Linked DNA regions of Mus musculus: regions 1 and 2 are each linked to region 3. The links are chromatin contacts, found by POLR2A ChIA-PET in ENCODE. All regions are on one chromosome and are shown on one strand. The core of a region is the stretch at or near the end of the contact, and the rest is flanking DNA. Distances in the headings are between cores, read along the strand shown.

Region 1 (3,668 bases), core at 897-3,396, 120 kb after region 3:
AGAGTGGGCCCATAACAGAACAGAAATTTGATCCCTGCAGGTATAACCCTACTAGATATTCCAGCACCCCTGAAAACAGCATGCCGGCCATTCCCAGAGACCTGGGCACCCCAGCATACAGCTCCTCACTGGTGGCAGCAGGAGGCCCTGTCCACGAAGGCCAGGCCCAAGGGGACACCCATATTGCTTCCCAGGAAGTGGGATGGGCTAACACACTGGGAGGACTTTGCACTCTAAGTCCAGGTCCCTCTCGCAGCTGGCACAAGTGTCACCTAGAGCTGCTTGCTGGGTACCATACACATGAGGTCACCGCCAAGCCTGACCACCCCCCAGAAGTCACACGCCCCCAAGCTGTTCACCCTCACAACCACCCACAAGTACCTGCTACTAGTTTATAAGGCAAAACGGCTTCTTCCAACCTGCAGTTCCACCCAGGGGCCTCAGTTTGTAGAATTGGGGTAAGCTGCTCATTTTGTTTAAGACAGGGTCTCATGTAGTCCAGGCTGGCTTGAAACTAGAATAAGCCTTGGCAGGCCTTGAACTGCTGACCCTCCTGCCTGCACCTCCCAACCACTCATATTACAAGAGAAAGCTGCCACCACCTCCAGGCTAGAATAACCAGTTTTTAAAAGTACTGGCATATTTCGGAGTCTCTCTGGTTGGGCAATGCTGATAGAAAAAAAAAATAACGTTCTCAAGTTGTTGATTTAAGGGGCCAGGGAGATGGCTCCGTGGGTAAAGTGCTTGCCTAACCGTGAGGAACTGAGTTCAGATTCTCCACACTCCTGTCAAAAGCAGATGTCTGTAATCCTAGGTCTGGAGAGACAAACACAGGAGGGCCCCTGGAGATCACCCGCCAGAGAGCTGAATGACAGGCTCCAGGTTCAGTCCAGGAGAGGGAAGCCTGGAGGGAAGTGGCCCTGCAGGTAACTTGTTGTACAAGGGCAGTGACTTATGGGCAGGCAGCACTCACATAAAGATGGAAGGAGAAAGCTGACCCCTGACCCCTGACTCCTGGCGGGGGGGGGGGGGAGGGGTGGCTGTCTGATTTCTACACGTGTTCTTGTGCTCTCTCTAGCAATAATAATAATAATGATAGTGATAATAGAATGAAAAAGAAGGTGTGGACAGTGACTGAGGAAGACGCTAGCCATCGACCTCTGACCCCACAGGTATGAGCACATAAAAAATGAGTTTCTCAGAAGTGGCGATAGTTGCCCTGGTGTAACACTGCAGACATTTCTAAGGTTATGAAATCGTCATGCCAGGGAGGGCTGGGAACCATATACCATTTGTCTCTAAAAATGCCACCACCACCCCCAAGAGCTGGGGGTTTCTTATCCCCACTTCATGAATGAAACTGAGGTTGGGGAAAATGGAAGGGGAGGGGACATCTCGTCTAGGTCCTAGACAGCCTCGTTTGGGATCCTTTCCCCTCCATTCCCAAATAAAGCAACAGGTAGCAGTGACAGCTGCTAGTGACACAAAGCCCTGGGGCAGGAGGAAGTGTGCAGTCAGCCAAGTGTTACCTGGCCTTAGTCACAGTGAACCCTCGTTCCAAGTGCCTGCTCCACCTGGGCCCAAGGGTGCCTGATGGCCCAACCTCCACGGTCCACCACTTTCTCCACCGCACCTTCCGTAAACCGAGTACCCAGGAACCCTCGGCTGTGCTTGTCTGAGCCTGGTACCTAGGACCCACTGGAGCACCTCGCCAGGCTGGAGACACAGTGGCCATTGGTGCCTCGAAGGAGCAAGGCTACCCATGCTCCTTCCTGCCGGAACAGCTATTTCACGAGTTAGGATTAGGCTGCTAAGCCAGGGGCCGCTGGGGGAGAGTGTCCCAGACACTTAACCATGGCCATCGCTGGAGGTGCAGGGAGGACTCCCAGAGTCCTCCTCAGGACCAGTCAGTGTACACCCCGGCTTTCCTGACCCCCGTCTGCCCACCCTTGCCCCATAGCTATTGTTTCCCACCCACAGCCTTGCCCGGACCACTCACCTGATGGATGGTAGATAGCTGGAGGGAGCTGGTGAGCCTGGGTTGTCTGGACACTCAGAGGAACTTGGTCACACGGTGAGAGACTTTGTCACGGTGCCCTGCTGCAAGAACAGGATGCCCATTAGCCCTGGGGATCCCAGAGGCTGTGCGAGGCCCAAGGCTAGCAGGGGTATTTCACAGCGGGGCAGGGAGGAGGCGGAGGCAGGGGCGGGACCAGGAAAATCACTTTCATAAGCGTGAGTCAGCAGGGGCCCCTGGGTGAATGAACTTGGCCCTGGCCAGTCTTAAAGGGCCCCTGCTGGCCAGTTCCTCCCTTCCCGGGTTCAGTTTGAAGGAGGAACTAGGGAATCTTGAAAGAGACCACTAGGTCTCTTCCTTACCAGTGAGTGGTAGGCTTCTGAGAAATAGCTGGCCAGCTGGCTTCTGAACTCCAGAAAGCTCTGATCTTCCACTCACTTCCCACCCCAGCGTGTGGGGAGAGGGGACACGGGTGTGTGCAGAAAAAACCCTCAGTCACTGGTCAACCCCGACAACTCCCACTCAGCGACTTCCTGGTTGGAGACTCTGAACAAACCTCAGTTTCCCCATCTGAAAAGTGGGGTTGAGTTGGACTCCCTCATGTGTGCGTGCATGCGCATGTGAGTGTGTGTCCGTCCTCCCTGGTCCTTATAGACTTCTCTTCCTGTAGGGGGTCACGCCAGTCTGCTGGCCGGTTCTTGTGGTCCGTGAACGGAAGCTGGGTCCTAGGGAGACATCCCTTACTGCACACTGGGTCTGGAATAGCGCTTTTCCATATGGAGCCTTGGCTCAAGAGAAGGAAGTTGGGCAGTGGTTTAGGTCGGTGCACTCACCTTGGTGGCCATTGTTCCTGTCCTGATCAGCTGTCACTCTACCACCAGGACCAGAACTGGGGAGGGGCGGTGGGGGGGGAGTGTCAGGCTCTCACTCTAAGTACCCAAGAGACTACTCAGCGATTAAGAGCACTGGCTGCTCTTCCAGAGATTCTGAGTTCAATTCTCAGCAACCACATGGTGGCTCACAACCATCTGTAATGGGATTTGATGCCCTCTTCTGGTATGTCTGAAGACAGAACACTCATATATATTACATAAACAATTCTTTAAAAAAAAAAAAGGAACTCATTAAACAAAGTGACACTTTGGTACAATTTTCTAAAGAAAAAAAATTAAGTAAAGAATACAAATTCCAGAAAAAGAAAACTTCAGAGTTGTAAAGAAAGACGGGGTCCTTGGGCCCACCTCGTGGAACATCCTTCGGCTGCAAGAGTCTTGGCTGCTAGCACAGCATTTTGATTTAAAAAATGATATTTTGTTTTTCTTGGATTAAAAGAATGATTATTCAAAATACCGCATATAGGTTTTGGGGAATAGATCAGTAGAACCTGTGCCTAGCATTGCATGAGACCCTAGGTTGAAGGCCAAGTACCATTGTGCACTGATATGTTCAAACCCTGGGCTCGGGGCTGGGAGATGGCTCAGTGGAGAACACTTGCCCAACATGCTCAAAGCCCTGGCTTCAGTCCCCAGGACTGCTAAACACACGGAACCCCTGAGCCCTAGTCTGTGCCAGCAGTCTCAATGGGAGAGTCTGTTCCCCGGGGAGTACCTAGTGCACCATAAACTGGCGGAGGGGCACATCCTGCAGGGGT
Region 2 (3,457 bases), core at 423-2,922, 77 kb before region 3:
ATTGGCATGCCCGTGCAACAAGGGCTTCACTGAGCTCTCATGGGGGATTCTAGATGGGCATTGGGACTTTGTATGTACTGGGAAAGGTGGCAGACACTGGAGAGGGTGGCTAACCTAAGAGATTCATGCTGGCCGTTTCATGTCGACTTGATACAAGTTAGAGTCCTCTGAGAGGAGGGAACTTCATTTGAGAAAAATGACTCTGTAAGGTTAAGCCATAAGCAACCCTGTAGGGAATTTTCTTGATCCATCATTGATGGGGGAGGGCCCAGCCCACTGTGGACAGAGATACAAACTGGGATGTATCCTGGGTTCCACAGGAAAGTCCCAGGCTGAGCAAGTCACGAGGAATGAAGCAATAAACAGCACTCATCCAAGGCCTCGGCCCTGGTTCCTGCCTCCAGGTTCTCGCCTTGGCTTCCTTCAGTGGGTAGTGACTTGGCTACGGAAGCTAAATAAACCCTTTCCTTCCCAAGTTGCTTTGGATCACCGTGCTTCATCACGGCAATAGAAACTCTGACTGAGACAGAACTAAAGGAGATAGAGAACAGAGAGCCCTGTCCGGAGGGAGAGAGTTCTGGAGCCTGGCTTATTGGAGCTAAGAGAATGGGAGAGTCAGAGAAAGGGCAGAGCCTCGGCACCCCTCACAAAGATGCCAGACCTCTCTCTGCCTTGGGCCTCAGCAGCAGTGACTGTGGTACAGGCAGCAGGGAGGGGCTGTGGGAAGGCAGAGAAAACAGGCCCTGTCTCCAGTTCTTGGAATTTCTGTGGAACCCTGGGGTTCCCATAATACCCTTTGAGAACCCCTGCCCCCTGCCAGCCTCTCCTTCTTGCCTGCACTCCTCCGCCCCTCTTCGAGGCCACAGGTACTCTCTGTTACTCCTTCCAGAGAGCTGAGGACAGCCAGGCTCTGATCCCCTTGCTCCTGGACGCCCCCCCCCCCCATCAGTGACAGCCCTAACCTAGCTCCAGCTGCCAATTAGGACGATGACCTTGAACAAGCCTCTAGGGATCTCAGAGGCCGAATGGAGTTGTGAAGGTCACTTGGCTGCAAAAACCTTTTAAGGAAATGAAGGACCTAGGGATAGGCAGCCCTACATTAACAGGCTTTTGCAATTTCAGCCTTTATGGTTCCCACTGTCCTCATCTGACCAGTGAGAAAACTGAGGCCCAGAGAGGTGGAGTGACTCACCAAGCACACACAGCAAGAAGCTGGCTTGCAGCATCTCCCTCTCCCCACCTACACCTACACCTACACCCAGGGCCAAGCTCCCAGGAGAAGCTCAAGGCTTGGATTTCATATCCTGAAAGCCTGCTGCCACTCATAGACATTTTACAGATAAGGAGACTGAGTACAACGGCACAAAGCCACCTGCCTAAGGACATTCACTTGGACACTGGGATCTGGCCCCAATCTCAGCCCCTTATGCCATCTCCCCAATACCTACCCTAGGCTCTGAGACTGGGTCGGTCTGTCCCAGCCTGCAAGCCTCCCCACAGCCCTTACTGAGTGGACCATGAGGTTGCAATCGCCAGGTCCCCAGCTGCTCCAGCTCCTCCTGAGCTCGGCTCCTCCTCAGAGAGGAGAAGGACAGACATTCTCCTTGCCTTCCTGGTGGCTGGCAGAGCCTCTGCTCCCCGCCTGCTGCCTGGCTGATGGAGAGATTAATCCTAAGCCCTTCCTGGCAGCACCCCCACCCCCATCTCAGGCAGGACCATGCTGGCTGTCCCCGTGGGACTTGGAGCACCAAGTCCAATGCTGAGGCAGGACAGCTGGCCCAGCTCCCTGCAGCATCCGGACCTTCGGCTTCCAGGAGGAGGGAGGACTTCAGAGCCCTTCTAGAGAGCCACCTTGCGCCTCTGCTCTTCTGCGGAGTCAGACTGAATAAACTTCTGCTCTGTAGAGGAAGTGGGAGAAGAATTGGATGCTGACCCTCTGCCAGGACTGCTATGTTGAGAGCTGGTTTTGATTTGTGTTTTGTTTTGTTTTTTGGGGGGCGGGGGTTCTTCTCATTTCCCCCTACCTCTCTGTCACAACCCTGTCTTTTCCTGGTCAGTGAGACATGGGCTCCCCATGCCCGGCAGAGAACCAGCTGGGAACACACTTCCTAAAACAAGCGGTGAGTTGAACTTGGGAGGAAGTTGCTCGTTCTGGGGGGGGATGTTCTAGAGCTGGCTGAGTGGAACAGCTTGGCAGAAGGGATATTTGGAATGAATTACTTCCCCGGGCTCTAAGGGAGTTTTGCTGGCCAGCTGTTGGAGGGGGAACAAAGACCACAAAATCAGATCTGTTCAGTGGAAGGAGAGGGGGACAAGATTCCAGCGCTGGAGAGAACCCCTAGCCAGGAAGCTGTGTCCTGGGTTGAGTTTGGATTTGCTGAGTGACCTTGGATGAGTCCCTTTCAGCACTCTGGGTCTTGGTTTTTACACTGGAAATTGAGAAAGGTTGGCAAGAACACCCTGGATTTCCTGTCTCTGCAGGCTGCGCTCCTCCTGCCGCTGGCTGTGTGCTGTGAACCAAGTAATGCATGCAGAATAGCGGAGTGCTCTGCAGGGCGAGTGTGAAACACAGCCACCCCCACTCACTCCTCGCTGGCTGTCCGCAGAATCCCGGCCGGCTCTGGAGTAGAAAGGCACTTTCGTTTCCATTGGCTCCTGATTGGAATGCCTCTCTCAATGTAAGGTTATAGGTGCCTGGAGACAGCTCTGGCTGGAACAGGTAGCATAAGAAATGGTCACACCACACGGATGATGAGACAGGTCATAAATACTTTTAAAATTATGTGAGCAAGCTAAAATAAAACCTGCTTGTCCTAAGCGAAGCCCCTAAATGGGTTTGCAATACAGACAGCATTAGAAACCTCTTCACGATGCAAATAAAAGAGTATACAGCTCAGAGTGGGGAGTGACTACTTCAAGGTCACACAGCAAGGGTGACAGAAGATCAGGGTGAAGCTTTCTTGGGGAGCTCCTGAGAGTCAGGTGCCTTGCAAAGCTGTCATGATCCCTACCTCCTAAGCGTTTGACAGTAGGGGACACTAGGTGTCAGTCAGTCCCCTCATCTGCGAAGGTGAACCGTGCCTGTCTGCCTTATGGGATGGTTGGCCTGGGCCCCTTAAAGGAACTGGGTGCCTTAGAGCTTCTAGAAGTGACCGTTATGATGGTGTTTCCCGAACAGGCCTGTGCTCAACAGTATGGTAGCCCAAACTTCCCCACTCGCACAGACCAAGCAGAGGGTCCAGAGAATCTGAGTCTGTCCTCTTCTGTAAAGGACATGGCCACGTAGGGCACCCTGCAGGGTTGACACAAGCCTTGCCCTTTGAGGAGAGAGAGGAAGCCTCATGCCCCAAGACTACACAGTGTTCGAAAGCACAGCACAGGGTCCGCTACTCACATCTCCATCCACAAAGTCCGTGTCAGAGAGACTTAGCTCCCTGCAGAACCTCCTTAGTGTAGT
Region 3 (3,597 bases), core at 684-3,183:
TTGGCACAGTCCCTGACTCAGGACTGACCATGCCTCCTATGTGCTTTGAGTTTTGATGTGTTTGTGGACAGTGACAGCAAGCCTCCCTCTGGCAGCCCCGTGGTCACATGGTTACTACAGAGTTATCCCTTGATGTCTGAGGGGAGCAGTTCTGGGAGCCCCATGATCAACAAAATCTACAGATGCTTAAGTCCCCTGGATCAAACGAAATAGCATTTGTATGTGACTGCACGGGTCCTCTGTACACTGAGGTCCTCCCTATATAACACACATCGCTACAGAACCACGGTGATAAAATTCCTAAGTTTGGTTGTTTGAAGTGGGAGATTTACAACGGAAAGTAATTGCTCTAGTTATTCTGAGACAGCCCCTAGGCAGCTGTTAGCCAGGGTCAGCATGTGCGCTTGGCAGAATATTGCTCTTCCTGATACGAGAACCTGGACTTAATGAGGACCGGGATTCAATGGTGTTGTGACCCAGTACCCGCTTTGAACTTTCTAACAGAGGCATGGTCTTTGATACGGGAGTGTTCCTAATGGCCGGGGGTGTCTCCATTTGTCCTGTCCCTAATCAGTGGTGATCTTAACAGAAACCCAGAAAACCAAAACTTTAATTACATTTGTGGTAAAGCCATCTCTTTCCTACAGTCTGGTTAGTCCACTACTCAGCTCTGAGCACTCCTTTAGCTAAAGTCTACTGTATGCAGGCTTAATGGGTCCTTTATGACATCAACTTATTGCTCCCAGCTTCTCCTGAGCCAGCAAGGGTCTTCTAATTACTGGGCTTCAGGCATCTGAAGGACAGAAGACCTTGGGGAGAGTGTGGCGAATCAGCAGGGAGACATCAGGCCAAGAGCAAGATTCAAGTCTCAGGGCAGAGAGTGGGCAGGCAATGGGGTTGCCACAGCGAGTTTCCGGAATGATGGGTTATCCATAGGATTCTGGAACCTGGGAATAAATGCGGTCTATCCTTTTCAATGTGTGGGGCTACTGTCTCAGAACCGCCCTTTTAAAATCTCGTTTGTATGTCTGTGTAGGATTATGTATAGGCGTGCAGGTGCCCTCAGAGGCCAAAAACCTGATCCCTCCGAAGCTGAAGTTACAGTGAGCAGGTTCTGGGATGGAAACTTGGCTCCTATACAAGAGTACTGTCCCCTCTTACATGCACTCTTCTGACTGAACACCTGAGGGAAAACACAAGAGTGCTGCACAAGGTCCCCTCCATACCCTGACCTAAATCCTGGGTCCGGATCCCCTTTTCTTGAGTTTGCTCGGCTGGAGGTCCCAATGCAAAACCCAGTTTCCATACCAGGTTTGGCAGCCAAGGTGAGCTTATGAGCCTAGGACTCAGGGTTTGTCTCCTCCATCCTGTTTGCTTCAGTCACAGTCCCCGAGCACACTTAGGTTGTGCCAGGGCCAAGAGTGATCGATCCAGCTCAGTACTAAGGCTGAGAATGGGCCCGTTCTACAGGTGGCTAAATTGCTCAAGTGCGTTTTACCAGACGAAATTCACCTTGATCCTGTTTGTTCCAAATGGTAAATAGTTGGTGTTACAAACGTCCTGTTTCTCAAGATGCTGATGCACCCTCCTGGCAGCAGTAATAAACTGGGGCCATGGGAGTAGTTCAGGAGAACACATAGATTGGATAGGCGCCGTCCCACTTCAGCCGCGCAAAGGTGCTCGCACCCTTCCTGAGTTTCCAGGCCAGGAAACCTGGAGAAACCTAAACCACCAGGGTTCCCTATATATACCCAGAGAGGGCGATTTGGCCTCGCCCTCGGCTCCGCCCCTTCCCGACCCCTCCCCCAAGACCGCAAATGTCGCGAGAGCTCCGCACAGCCTCTCGCCTCGGTGCCGGGCCGTCAGGAGCGCGCACGCAGGTCGCGGGCGCGCAGAGCACGCCGGGCCGTCGTAACCCCCCCACGCCCCAGCGGCGTGGTCTCGCGAGACTTGCGAGTAAACATCCCCCGAATGGAGACCCGAGGCGTGTTCGCGGCGGAGCCGCCGTTCTCCCGGGTCCGCCGACCCCGAGCCTGAGGCGGACGCAGGTACGTTTGCCGGCGGCGGCCGAGAGCCGGACGCGCCCTAGGCTCAGCCGTCCGCTGCCCGCGCGGGGGCCGCCGGCTACCGCAGCTGCTTCCCCAGAAATTGGCCCGGAGCGGCGGCGGCGGCTGCGGCGGCCTGGCCTGCGCCTGCGCGCCGCGGTGCGCAAGCGCCGTTCGCCTCCGCAGGGCCCTGCGGTCGCGAGCCCCGGGGAACCGAGCTGCAGCTCAGTGCACATCGCGGCTCGGACTCGCATTTGCTGTAGGTGTTTTTGAGTGGCGCTTTGAAGGGACGGGAGGAGCACTTGAAGATTTCATTCTGGGATCAGCCTCGCTAGCAACCCCTAGGTTTGGAGGCGAATGAAAAAGCCGGACAGAGAAAAGCATAAAAATCTGCAAAACTAGTCGGGGGGGGAAAAAGTTAATATTTAAGACAAGGTCTGAGTAGCTCAAGCTGGCTTTGAACTCCTGATCCTCACGTCTCTGCCTGGCGCTGGGATTAAAGACGTACAGCGCCACACCACTTACCGTTATTTTTTAAACGCAAGACCGTGATTTCTATAAAGTGTCCTATGTATCACAGGGTCACTTGTATTAAGTGGTCCCGCCCTGTGACTTTGTGTCATCTTGCGGAGCAGTTCAGTCGGCACCACAGCCCGCTTTGAGAACCACTCCCCAGACTCCCGGTACCCTGCTGTGGTTAGAACCGATTTTTAGTCTGCTATTTTAGTCACCGATGGACCTGTCTCCTTAGGTTTGCTTTTTGGGAATAGTGGGTCAAGAGTCGCATGTGGCCTTTGGTGTCTTGTTTCCAGAATTCATCTATGTTGTTGCATAAACCAGTACCTTTTTTTATGGTTGTAGCGTAAGTCAGTATTTCATCTTTTACGGCTGAATGATAGTCCGTTGTTTAATAGCCCACAGTTACCCCTATTCATGTGGAATACCTTTTGCCAAGGTCTTATCTTGCAGTATGTGACACATTTGGCCACAGAGCTAATTTTTTGTGGACTTTTTGGTTTTTGTTTTTGTTTTGAGTGTAAGGGTGAAGTGGCTACTGGAACCTGCACTTTTGCTCATTAGGACTCTCCTGCAGTCTCTAAACACCCCTTATAACCAACAATTTGCTGTTACTATCTAAAAAGTGATGCGGTGTTGGCAGGCCTCCCCCTCGCCCCTCGGGAATGAAGGAGCATGTTTTCTGGTCAGATCTTGTTCATTCTTGGTGCTGTCATATGCTTTATTCTCTGACTCAGTTCTCTCTCCGATGGTCGGCAATCTTTGGACTAGGAGGACCAAAAGGGAAGTCTGTGTGTGTGTGTGTGTGTGTGTGTGTGTGTGTGTGCGCGCGCTTCCTTGATCACACTCCACCTGATTTTTTTTTTTTTTTTTTTTGAGACAGGGACTCAGTGATTCTGGAGCCTCTGATTGAGTGAGACTAAGGGGCCACTGTGTCCCAGGGGCAGTCTACCTCAGCTTTCTGTGTGAGTTTTGGGGACTTAATTCAAGTCCTCGTGCTCCATGGATCATCTTCCCAGCTCCTCTAAGGAATCTC

Evidence for each region. ChIA-PET counts read pairs that join two places held with the same protein, here RNA polymerase II (POLR2A).
Region 1: POLR2A ChIA-PET joins it to region 3 with 14 read pairs in embryonic stem cell. The contact joins the promoter of Osgin1 here to the promoter of Mbtps1 in region 3. POLR2A ChIA-PET finds 5 or more read pairs at or near these places in 3 of 5 experiments (Patski and embryonic stem cell).
Region 2: POLR2A ChIA-PET joins it to region 3 with 15 read pairs in embryonic stem cell. The contact joins the promoter of Kcng4 here to the promoter of Mbtps1 in region 3. POLR2A ChIA-PET finds 5 or more read pairs at or near these places in 4 of 5 experiments (Patski and embryonic stem cell).

The regions. Positions count from the first base shown.
Region 1 is chr8:119,435,625-119,439,292 of GRCm38, reverse strand. It overlaps Osgin1 (oxidative stress induced growth inhibitor 1), which reads right to left and starts at 2,146. Exons shown (of 6, transcript NM_027950.2): 1 at 2,000-2,146.
Region 2 is chr8:119,633,895-119,637,351 of GRCm38, reverse strand. Kcng4 (potassium voltage-gated channel, subfamily G, member 4) reads left to right here and starts at 1,672. Exons shown (of 3, transcript NM_025734.2): 1 at 1,672-2,120. It overlaps Gm46054 (a long non-coding RNA gene), which reads right to left and starts at 1,724. Exons shown (of 4, transcript XR_001778667.2): 1 at 1,449-1,724.
Region 3 is chr8:119,557,097-119,560,693 of GRCm38, reverse strand. It overlaps Mbtps1 (membrane-bound transcription factor peptidase, site 1), which reads left to right and starts at 1,933. Exons shown (of 23, transcript NM_001167910.1): 1 at 1,933-2,048.